Regions from separate parts of the Homo sapiens genome. Here region 1 is linked to region 2. Evidence: read pairs that join two places in POLR2A ChIA-PET (ENCODE). Cell type or tissue: A673. All regions are shown on one strand.

Region 1 (5,000 bases), 320 kb before region 2:
CCAATTTATACCTTGTTTTTCATGTTCTTCACTCTAATGTCCTGGTAGGATTGAAATTGTATCTGAAGTCTGAGCACACTGCGTGCCTAGGGCCATAGTAGACCTTTCTTCAAATTTAAATTAGCTGAAGGCTGGTTGTCCTGTATGTGAAAATGTAATCCAAATATCCTGATTAGGCACAGGCCATCCCAATTAGGTGAATTATCTGAAGTCCTTGCTTTTTATCTGCTGACATTTATGATTAGAAAGCCTTAAAGCAGTTAAATTTCATTAATGGCATTCATTTGTATCTTATTACAGATTGCCTGTTTCCTGCAACCCAAAGAAGCTGCTTTCCTTCTCCTTATCTAATATTTAAGTTTGAACATATATTAAGCATACCTATTAAAGGAACTATACTGGTGGGGCACAGTGGCTTACACCTGTAATCCCAACACTTTGGGAGGCCAAGGCAAGAGGATTGCTTGAGCTCAGGAGTTCGAGACCTGCCTGGGCAACACGAGACCTCATCTGTACGATAAAACAAAAAATTAGCTGAGCGTGGTAGTGGTGCAGGCCTGTGATTCCACCTACTCAGGAGGCTGAGGTTGAGGCTGTGGTGAGTTGCACTCCAGCCTGGGTGATGGAGCAAGACCCTGTCTCAAAAAAAAAGGAACAATTCTGCAGAATAAGGAAGGGTTAGGCATCTGTAGCCCTACGTGTAAACCCTTTCTGCTACAGTCTCCAAAAGTGATCCCTATTAGCACGAGTTCTTTCTCTCTCCATCTGTAGATTATGAAAAATAATTCTGAGTAAAGATGCTAGGAGAGCATTCATTTATTAGATGCATTCCATATAGACAAAGTATTTACCAAGAAACAAGCCCAGGAGCAGGGAACCACCAGGTTGCCTGGTGAACCAGCCTAGATCAGAAATGGAGCAGGTCAAAACTCCTGTACTGATCAGTAGTGGGATCATGCCTGTGAATAGCCATTGCATTCCAGCCTGGGCAACATAGCAAGATTCCATCTCTAAAAATAAAAAAAAGAGATAAGATTTTTATATCCTTAAATTATTATATATAATTCTTTCTCTTAAAAGAATCTTCTGCTGACTCTCAACTTTTCCTGGAAAAAATGGATCATTCCCACCATATGGGGATGAGCTATATGGACTCCAACAGTACCATGCAACCTTCTCACCATCACCCAACCACTTCAGCCTCACACTCCCATGGTGGAGGAGACAGCAGCATGATGATGATGGTGAGTGCCATAGGAGGGGCAATGCAGGCCCTTTCCCACCCACTTGGGTAATAGAAATAATGGAATTTTAGTACTGGAAGCTTATTATCTTTAAAGGTCAGTTTACCAGTGAGGATAACTAAAGCAGACCCAAGCAAGTCAAGTCATTTGCTCCAGATTATGTGGCAAGCTACTTACAGAGTCACACCAGAACCAAGATTTTAGGCTTCTTTCTTTGGTGGTCCCTTCTGAAATCGACTCTTTTCTGAATTAGGGGTTCTGGTCTTTATGCCTTGGGTGGAAAAGAGAAAAAGACAAAAGTTGGCCAGGCACAGTGGCTCATGCCTGTAATCCCAACACTTTGGGAGGCCAAGGCAGGTGGATCACAAGGTCAGGAGATCGAGACCATCCTAGCTAACACGGTGAAACCCCATCTCTACTAAAAATACAAAAAATTAGCTGGGCATGATGGCATTCGCCTGTAGTCCCAGCTACTTGGGAGGCTGAGGCAGGAGAATCGCTTGAACCCAGGAGGTGGAGGTTGTAGTGAGCCGAGATCTCGCCACTGCATTCCAGCCTGGGCTACAGAGCGAGAATCCGTATCAAAAAAAAAAAAAAAAAAGATAAAAGTTGATGGTGGGGGCCCAGGAGAAAAGTTGATGGTGGGGGCCTAGTAGAATACTCATGCTCGGTGCCTGTGGTGGTAACGCTAACATGAGGGCAAAAGCCTCCCACTCACGTGAATGTCTCTTATTATCCAGATCTTCTACTTTTAAATGTTCTAAGCTTCTTTGCCCCAAATTCTCATTTAGAATTTTCATTCATCTCTAACTGACTTGTTTTGGTTTTCTGGCAGCCTATGACCTTCTACTTTGGCTTTAAGAATGTGGAACTACTGTTTTCCGGTTTGGTGATCAATACAGCTGGAGGTGAGTAAGCCATTAGGTAGTGTTGGAAGGTGATAGTCACATGAGAGACAGTGACAAATAATTTGGAAGTCCAGCACCTCTTTCTGTCCTAATTACTAAGTCAACATGGTAATGATGCATAACCATCTTGGTTCCTATTTCCTACCTAGAAGGTAGGAAACACAGTACTTTTTTGGTCCTCTGGTAAACCTCTGTTAACTAACATGTATGTTTTGGAGCTCTAAAAAATAATTTAGATACCAGATAGAATCTTTTGCAATCCATTTTCTTTCATTCTTTTCCAGAGTGTTTAATTTTTTTTTTTTTTTTTTTTTTTGAGACGGAGTTTCACTCTTGTCACCCAGGCTGGAGTGCAATGGCAGCTATCTTGGCTCACTGCAATCTCTGCCTCCCAGGTTCAAGCGATTCTCCTGCCTCAGCCTCCTGAGTAGCTGGAGTTAAACAGGCACCTACCGCCATGCCTGGCTAATTTTTGTATTTTTAATAGAGACGGGGTTTTGCCATGTTTGCCAGGCTGGTCTCGAACTCCTCACCTCAAGTGATCCACCCACCTCAGCCTCCCAAAGTGCTGGGATTACAGGCATGAGCCACCATGCCCGGCCTCAGAGTGTTTACTTATTTGATAAGTTATTAGTCCTGGACATAAGACTAACTCAAATTAAGTACCACAAAATAAGTTTAAAACTATTGTTCTAATACTTCAATTTTACAATAAATTAAGTGCCACAAATTGTGAAATGACTCGCCATCAATCATAGAGTTAATATGTCAGAGCTAGGACAAGGACCCAGACCTTCTAGAGCTACCTAGACCAGTGTTCTTTTAGTCTACCAAACTATGGCCCACATCCTTCCTGATTCTTGGCACGGCCCATCTTAGACACTCCTAGTTTTGAGGTAGATGATTACCCATCTGTTTGTGTCTATTATGTTGTATGGTATACTTTAAATTTAACTTGCGCAAACTCAATAGTCAGTTGGACTGCCTTAGGTACCAGATGTCTGTTTGGAGCCATAAAATCAATTTGTTTTGGGAAGAAGGAGAGCATTTAGTTCAGGTAATGTGTTAAATTAGCAGTTTGAATACATTTATATCATTACCAACACTTCACAGTGTGAAAGACTTAGAATTGAAATGCCTATTCAGGAAATGTAGTCAGCCACTGATGAAACTAAATTGTTTTATTCCCTGTTCCATATTCTACATTGTGTGTTTCAGTGTAACAAACCTAATTTAATGATATCAAGCAGTCTGACCAAAAGGTTATTGTTGTTCTGATTATTTTTCTTATCTTAATCAGAAAGTAAATATGTTCTTGGCAGAGGCAATAGTTTTCAGTTACACCATCTTAGCCGTTCTCCTATCTGAGCAAGAGAAGAGGTAAAAATATAATGTCTTCAAAAGCTGAGAGTAGCATTTTTTCTATGTGTCTTTCTAGCTGGACAGCACATTGGCTAATGATTTTGCACATGTTTGACAGTACCTCCATATTTTCCTTCCATACTTAGAAATGGCTGGAGCTTTTGTGGCAGTGTTTTTACTAGCAATGTTCTATGAAGGACTCAAGATAGCCCGAGAGAGCCTGCTGCGTAAGTCACAAGTCAGCATTCGCTACAATTCCATGCCTGTCCCAGGACCAAATGGAACCATCCTTATGGAGACACACAAAACTGTTGGGTAAGAACTGAACAGATCCAGATGAAGTCCTAAAGAACTCGATCAGTTAAGCAGCAAAGCGCAGCTGTGTGATCAGCAGCAGCCCTCTTCTTGAGTTAGGAGTTCTGTATGACCTTGATCAAAACTGTCCTTGGAGGTTTGGGTTTGTAGGTCATGAGCAGGCCAAAGGAGGAATGAGAGGGAGTCTTCTGCAAATATGAATGTTTGTTCTGAGTTGTACGGATTGGCCACTTTGGAAGAAGGGAAGTGAGGAATCCATATTTTAAAATATTTACCAAAATAATAATGAACAAGTTAAGAAATTCAGATCAAGATATAAAAGAATGGCAGATTGCAGTTGATTCTATAAAGTTACACCTAGTCAGCCCTGTCCTCTTTTTCTTTACAATGTAAGACTGTATTGATTTCTGTGTTCTGTCTAAGAAAGTATTTGGATGATTATTGGTTTTTCCCATAGATTGGCAAATGTTTTTTGAGATTGTTTTAATAAAAATGTAAGTCTTAAAACCAAATTGGACCTTAAGAAATCCTATAGACTGATATCCTGCTTTCAAACAAGCAGTGTTATTTATTGTACTGATGAGCTTACTGGGGCCCAGAAGGATTGTGACCTACCTAAGGTGGCACAGGGGATGAGTAGCCAGGTCTCCTTATCCCTAATTAAGTAATTTCTTCTATACTACCCAACCCTCAATTCTATTTTTTTTTCTTTTTTTCTTTCTTTTTTTTTTTTTTTTCTGGAGACAGGGTCTCCCTCTATTGCCCAGGCTGAAGTGCAGTGGCACTATCTTGGCTCACTGCAATCTCTGCCTTCCAGACTCAAGTGATCCTCCCACCTCAGCCTCCTAAGTAGCTGGAACTACAGGCATGAGCCACCACACCCAGCTAATTTTTTTTATTTTTTGTAGAGACAAGGTTTCGCCATGTTGCCCAGGCTGGTCTGAAACTCCTGAGCTCAAGCAATCAGCCCACCTCGGCCTCCCAAAGTGCTGGGATTAAAGGCATTAGCCACCACCCCCAGCCTCTGTTTCTGTTTTTGTAGAATGTAAACTTTGCAAAGGTGGGAAGCCTAAAAATATTCGGGCAGATGAGCGTGAGAGGGTTTACGGCTTCCCTTTCAGGATCTAAGGTGGAGGTAAGTCGGGATTACTCCTCGTCCTTTTCTCCTCCT
Region 2 (5,000 bases):
TGTAAATTCAGCCAAACCTAGCCCTGACATCACCCCCAAGCAGAGATAGGGTGTGCCTGCCTCAGGAGGCAGCGGTGAGGCTGAGTGTGCCTGAGGCTCGGGAGGGTGACCTTCGGCCACAGGGTTGTGGCTTAGTCTCATGTCCACATGTCCACTCCAGTGTCCTCGAGTGAAAAAGCCTCTTTTTTTTACTGGATGGGCACCCCACCACCACCCAGTGCCCCCAGCGCTGCAGGCCCTGAAGGAGGAGGGCAGTGGGGCAGACTGGGGCAGACAGATAAGGCAAGGGTGTGTATCTGGAAAGGGGGACCTTTCTGTTCCTCCTGCCCTTGATGCCCCCACAAGGAGACCTGGCTATGCCTTGGGCCCTGAACTCTGATCTTTCTAGGCTAGCTGAGATTCAGAACTGGACAGACATGCTGGGAAGAGCAAGACCCAGTGAGGGGAGTGATTTGGCCCAGGCCATGCAGTGAGCCAGACTGACCCAGCCTAGGGGCAGGCTGAGCACAGACTCATCTGCCTTCTCAGCTTCCAAGTTTCCCCCCCTGAAACCTGCAACTAACAGGACTCCTGTCCTAGGCTGCTGTAAGGGTCAGAATACGTCAAGTGCCCTGTCCCGGAATTGGATGCAGGAGAGGGAGCTGATGATGTCGATGATCGTCATGAGAGTAACAATTATGATTACAGAAATTGCAGATGCTTATTGAGCACTTACTAGGTGCCAGGCCCTATGCTAAGCCCTCCCCACAGAGCTGTGATGTGGGTACTCAGTATTCACATTGCCATTTTACAGATGAGGAAATCGAGCCTGAATAGGTTAAGCAGCCTGTGCAGGTACCTTGACGTAGGAGGTGGCAGAGCCAGGGTTTGAAGCTTGATTTGCCTATCTCCAAGCCCCAGTTGTTCATCAGCAATAGGCTTCCCTCCTTCCACCTCTGGCTTTCAGTCCTCCCTATTCTCAGAGCTGTTGCTTGGAGTAAAACCTTAGTTTTTGGGTTGGTCCCTGGTGCCCACTCATGAGAGAGTCAAGCTGTGGAGAGGAAGGCAAGGAGCAGAGGGGCACCACCATGGGCTACTGTGTGCCAGGCACTGCCTCCATATGCCCCGTAGCAGCCGTGAGGAAGCGGCACACTGGCTGTGAGGGAGGCGGCACATGGATAGGAATTGGGATTCACCCCCAGGCCCTCCTGCTTCCAAAGGCTGACCTCATGACTGCAGTGCTATTTGTGTCCTTCCCTGAGGTCATCCTGGCATGGCAGAGCTTCTTTGATTAACCTAGCAGAAAACATCACAGAGAAGCCACACGCTTCTAGCTCTCCCCACCTGGAAGGGGACCCTGGGAGGGAGAGGATTTGGGAGGGTCACTGGGTGTACAGAATTCTGCACTGCCCCTCCCAACACCAGGTGTCAGTCTCCTGCCCCTCAGTCTCCAACCATGTGGAGTCCGAGCGGGGCCCCTGCGTCTGGTATTGCTCTCCACTGCCTAGCACAGAGCCAGGCCCAGGTTTGTCCTCAGGAAGCATCCTTTGAAGGAAGGGAAGGAGGAAGTGAAGACGGCAGGAAAGGAGATCACAGAGGAGTAGAAAGAGCAGGGCTTTGGAGTCAGGCAGACCATGGTTTCAATTCTGACTCTTCCACTGACTTGCTTTTTGATCTTGTGTAAGTTACTTAATGTCTCTAACTCCTAGTTTTCTTATTAAAAATGATACTGATCTCATAGGATTGTTGGAAGTAGAGCCTAAAGTATAAAACAACTGTCACAGTGTGTGGCATGCAGTAGATGCTCAGTTAATGATCTCTCTCTCTCCCCTATCTTTGTCATCATTATCTGTTTTGAACACCTCTAGCTTCACCTTCCTTACCTCTGCAGCGCTAAGTAAACATTGCTTTCAGGGTAACGTTGGAATTCCTTAAAATATCCATGCTCCTGCCTCATCCAACCACCTCCACTTCCTTGAATGTTCCCTGCTGGCTCTGGCTCAGCCTGGAATATCCTGTCCCATCTTTTCCCCCCTATTACCTCCTCCCAGAGCCATCCTAGTTGTCCCTGCTGCCTCTACTTCCACAGCCTCCTAGCATGGTAGCAGGTGGGTGAGAGATGGACCTGGCATCTCCAAGGCAGAGAACATGGCTTGTTGCTGTTTGGCAGCAATAGCCAACACAGGCCCTGGCGCATGGCTGCAGCTCTGTAGGTATTTGCTGAGTAAGTCTTGGGGGAAATGGTGTGAATAAGCCAGACATGATCCTGATGAGCCAAACAGGACCTGCCCGGGGCCATGACAGCAGGGCAGGCTGGGTCTTGGCAGGGGAGCAGAGAGCCTTCTAGCCAGGGCATCCGAGGCAGATTGAACCAGTGCTCACAGGGATGGGCAGGAAGTAGACTTGAGGGATAGAGAGCTTAGGGAAATGAGAGGTCCCAGTACACACACACGGAGCAGGCAGAAAAGCAGGGTGCCGGGTGGGAAGGGGAGTGAGGATGGATCCCACAGGCAGACTGGTTCCTCAGCAGAGCCCCAGGGGGCCTGGAGTTCCCCTTCTCACAAGGCATCAGTCACCACTAGCTCAGGAAGAAGCTAGGAACCCCCCTGCTCTCAACTCTCAACTCCCTGCTTTTCAGAGAAGAGAGCTGGAGGAGTAGAAGGGGTGTTTGGGGTGGTGGGTGGGGACAAAGACTACGAGTCCACCCATGTTGAAGCAGTGGTGTCAGAAATGGAGGCGAGAGGAGAAGGGACCTGGTGAGGGGGTGACAGGGCAGCACCGTGCTGAAACCCAGACCCCGGGAGCCGCCTCCCCGCCCTGGGAGAAGCTGGGCATCCAGGCAGGTGGTGGTGGGTCTCCAGCAGGCTGCAAGCGGCATGTCCTTCTGGCTTGGTCAGGCGATAGCCAAGAGTAGGAAGGTTTTCTGAGGGGGCCCTCGTGTCTCCTCTTTCCTCAGGGATTCCCTTTCTGTGAGTGTTGGCTTTGTCCTGAGAGTCCCTGCGCGGGGGTGAGCTAACCTTCTGTGCCTCAGTATTGCTTTCTGTAGAGTGGGTGCACTCCCTGCTGTGGTGTGCCGCCCTCCTGAGCCTCTGACAGAGGAGCTTCAGTCTGTGGTCGAATTCTTCCTTTGCCCCTCTCTCCTCCTGCAGTGGGGCCTCTGTTTAGGGAACGTGAATGGGCAGCTGCCTCCAGGGAACTTGCCACCTCCCCCGTCCTGCTCCAAGGTCATGCCTCTTCTGCACAGGCTCCCCACTATAGAGAGGGTTCTATGTGTTGGAACTGGTCCTGGGCGAGGTTCTGGGCTGGATTTTAGTGCTGATTCTGTTGTATGACCTTGGCCTTATCACTTCCCTTCTCTGGGCCTCACGTAACAGACAGTCACCTTGCCTGTTACCTGACGCCACTCTCCAGAATTGTCTCGTCAGTCAGAAAGAAGTAAAAAGGCCTGGGCCTTACTCCTAGGGACTGTGATGCAGTAGGTCTTAGATTGGGTCCAGACAGGCATTTTTAAGATACTCCTCAGGTGATTCTAAAGTGTACTTCTCCGTTAAGAACCAATAGTCTAGGTCGGTGTTTTTCAAACTTTAATGTGCAAATGAATCTCCTGGGATCCTATTAAAGTGCAGGTTCCGATCCAGTGGGTGTGAATTGAGGTTTACGAATGTGTATTTTATGAGGTCAGGAGATCGAGACCATCCTGGCTAACATGGTGAAACCCCGTCTCTACTAAAAATACAAAAAATTAGCCGGGCGTGGTGGCAGGTGCCTGTAGTCCCAGCTACTTGGGGGGCTGAGGCAGGAGAATGGCGTGAACCCGGGAGGCGGAGCTTGCAATGAGCTGAGATCACGCCACTGCACTCCAGCCTGGGCGACAGAGCGAGACTCCATCTCAAAAAAAACAAAAACAAAAACAAAAAAATGAGTGTGTATTTTATATAAGCTCCTGGGTGATGCTGCTGCTGGCTCTTGGGCTGCACTTTGAGGCTAAGAGTCTAGATGGTCCTGTGAAGTTCACTGGATTGTTCTTTCTTTTTTTTTTTTTGAGACAGAGTCTTGCTCTGTCACCAGGCTGGAGTGCAGTGACGTGATCTTGGCTCACTGCAACCTCCGCCTCTGGGGTTCAAGCCATTCTCCTGCCTCAGCCTCCCGAGTAGCTAGGATTACAGGCGCCCACCACCACGTCCAGCTAATTTTTGTATTTTTGGTAGAGACGGGGTTTCACCATGTTGGCCAGTATGGTCTCGATCTCCTGACCTTGTGATCTGCCCTTCTTGGCCTCCCAAAGTGCTGGGATTACAGGCGTGAGCCACCGCACCCAGCGATTGTTCTTTCATTCATTTATTCATTCAAACACTTCAGGTGGGGAGTGGTCAGACGTGAGGCTACAGGGAGACAGAGCCCAGGGTCTTCCAGGGCTACAGAATTTGGACTTTATCTGAGAGGTATTGGGGAGCCAGCCACAGCAACGTTTTAAGCAGAGGAGTGACAAGTTGAGGTTTGCATGGAGGCAGCTCCCCTGACATAGCACAGAGAATGGCCAGTGGGGTCTGCACCGCCACTGTGAGCCCCACATCATCCTGGTGGGGGATGACAGTGGTCTAGAGGGAAGTGGCAGCAGTGGACATGGAGAGAGTAGAAACATTCTTTTTAAAAAAGATTAATCAACTTTTTAATTTTTTGATTTTTTACTTTTGAGACAGAGTCTCACTCTATTGCCCAGGCTGGAGTGCAGTGGTGCAATCTCGGCTCACTGCAACCTCCGCTTCCTGGATTCAAGCAATTCTCCTGCCTCAGACTCCCAAGTAGCTGGGATTACAGGTGCGCGCCATGTTGCCTGGCTAATTCTCGTATTTTTAGTAGAGACAGGGTTTTACCATATTGGCCAGGCTGGTCTCGAACTCCTGACCTGAGGTGATCCACCCGTCTTGACCTCCCAAAGTGCTGGGATTACAGGCTTGAGCCACCGTGCCTGGCCTCAACTTTTATTTTTTAGAAATTAGCTTTAGAAATTAGTGCAAAGT

What was found. ChIA-PET counts read pairs that join two places held together with the same protein. Peaks named below come from ENCODE experiments on the same cell type or tissue, not always from the same donor. Only the 100,000 strongest peaks of a DNase experiment are listed, where the experiment ranks them.
Region 1: POLR2A ChIA-PET joins it to region 2 with 10 read pairs; 3 of 35 experiments call an interaction of 5 or more read pairs at or near these places.

The regions. Positions count from the first base shown.
Region 1 is chr9:113,255,034-113,260,033 of GRCh38, forward strand. It overlaps SLC31A1 (solute carrier family 31 member 1), which reads left to right. Exons shown (of 5, transcript NM_001859.4): 2 at 1,081-1,244; 3 at 2,080-2,152; 4 at 3,661-3,829. The coding sequence starts at 1,116. LOC107987119 (a long non-coding RNA gene) reads right to left here and starts at 1,570. Exons shown (of 3, transcript XR_007061737.1): 1 at 1,422-1,570. In A673, no CTCF peak of the experiment used is centred here; no DNase peak of the experiment used is centred here.
Region 2 is chr9:113,572,330-113,577,329 of GRCh38, forward strand. All of the region lies in intron 17 of RGS3 (regulator of G protein signaling 3), which reads left to right. Among named protein-coding and RNA genes, the nearest start is that of RGS3, 110 kb to the left of the region's middle. RefSeq lists an enhancer at 2,270-2,319. In A673, no CTCF peak of the experiment used is centred here; no DNase peak of the experiment used is centred here.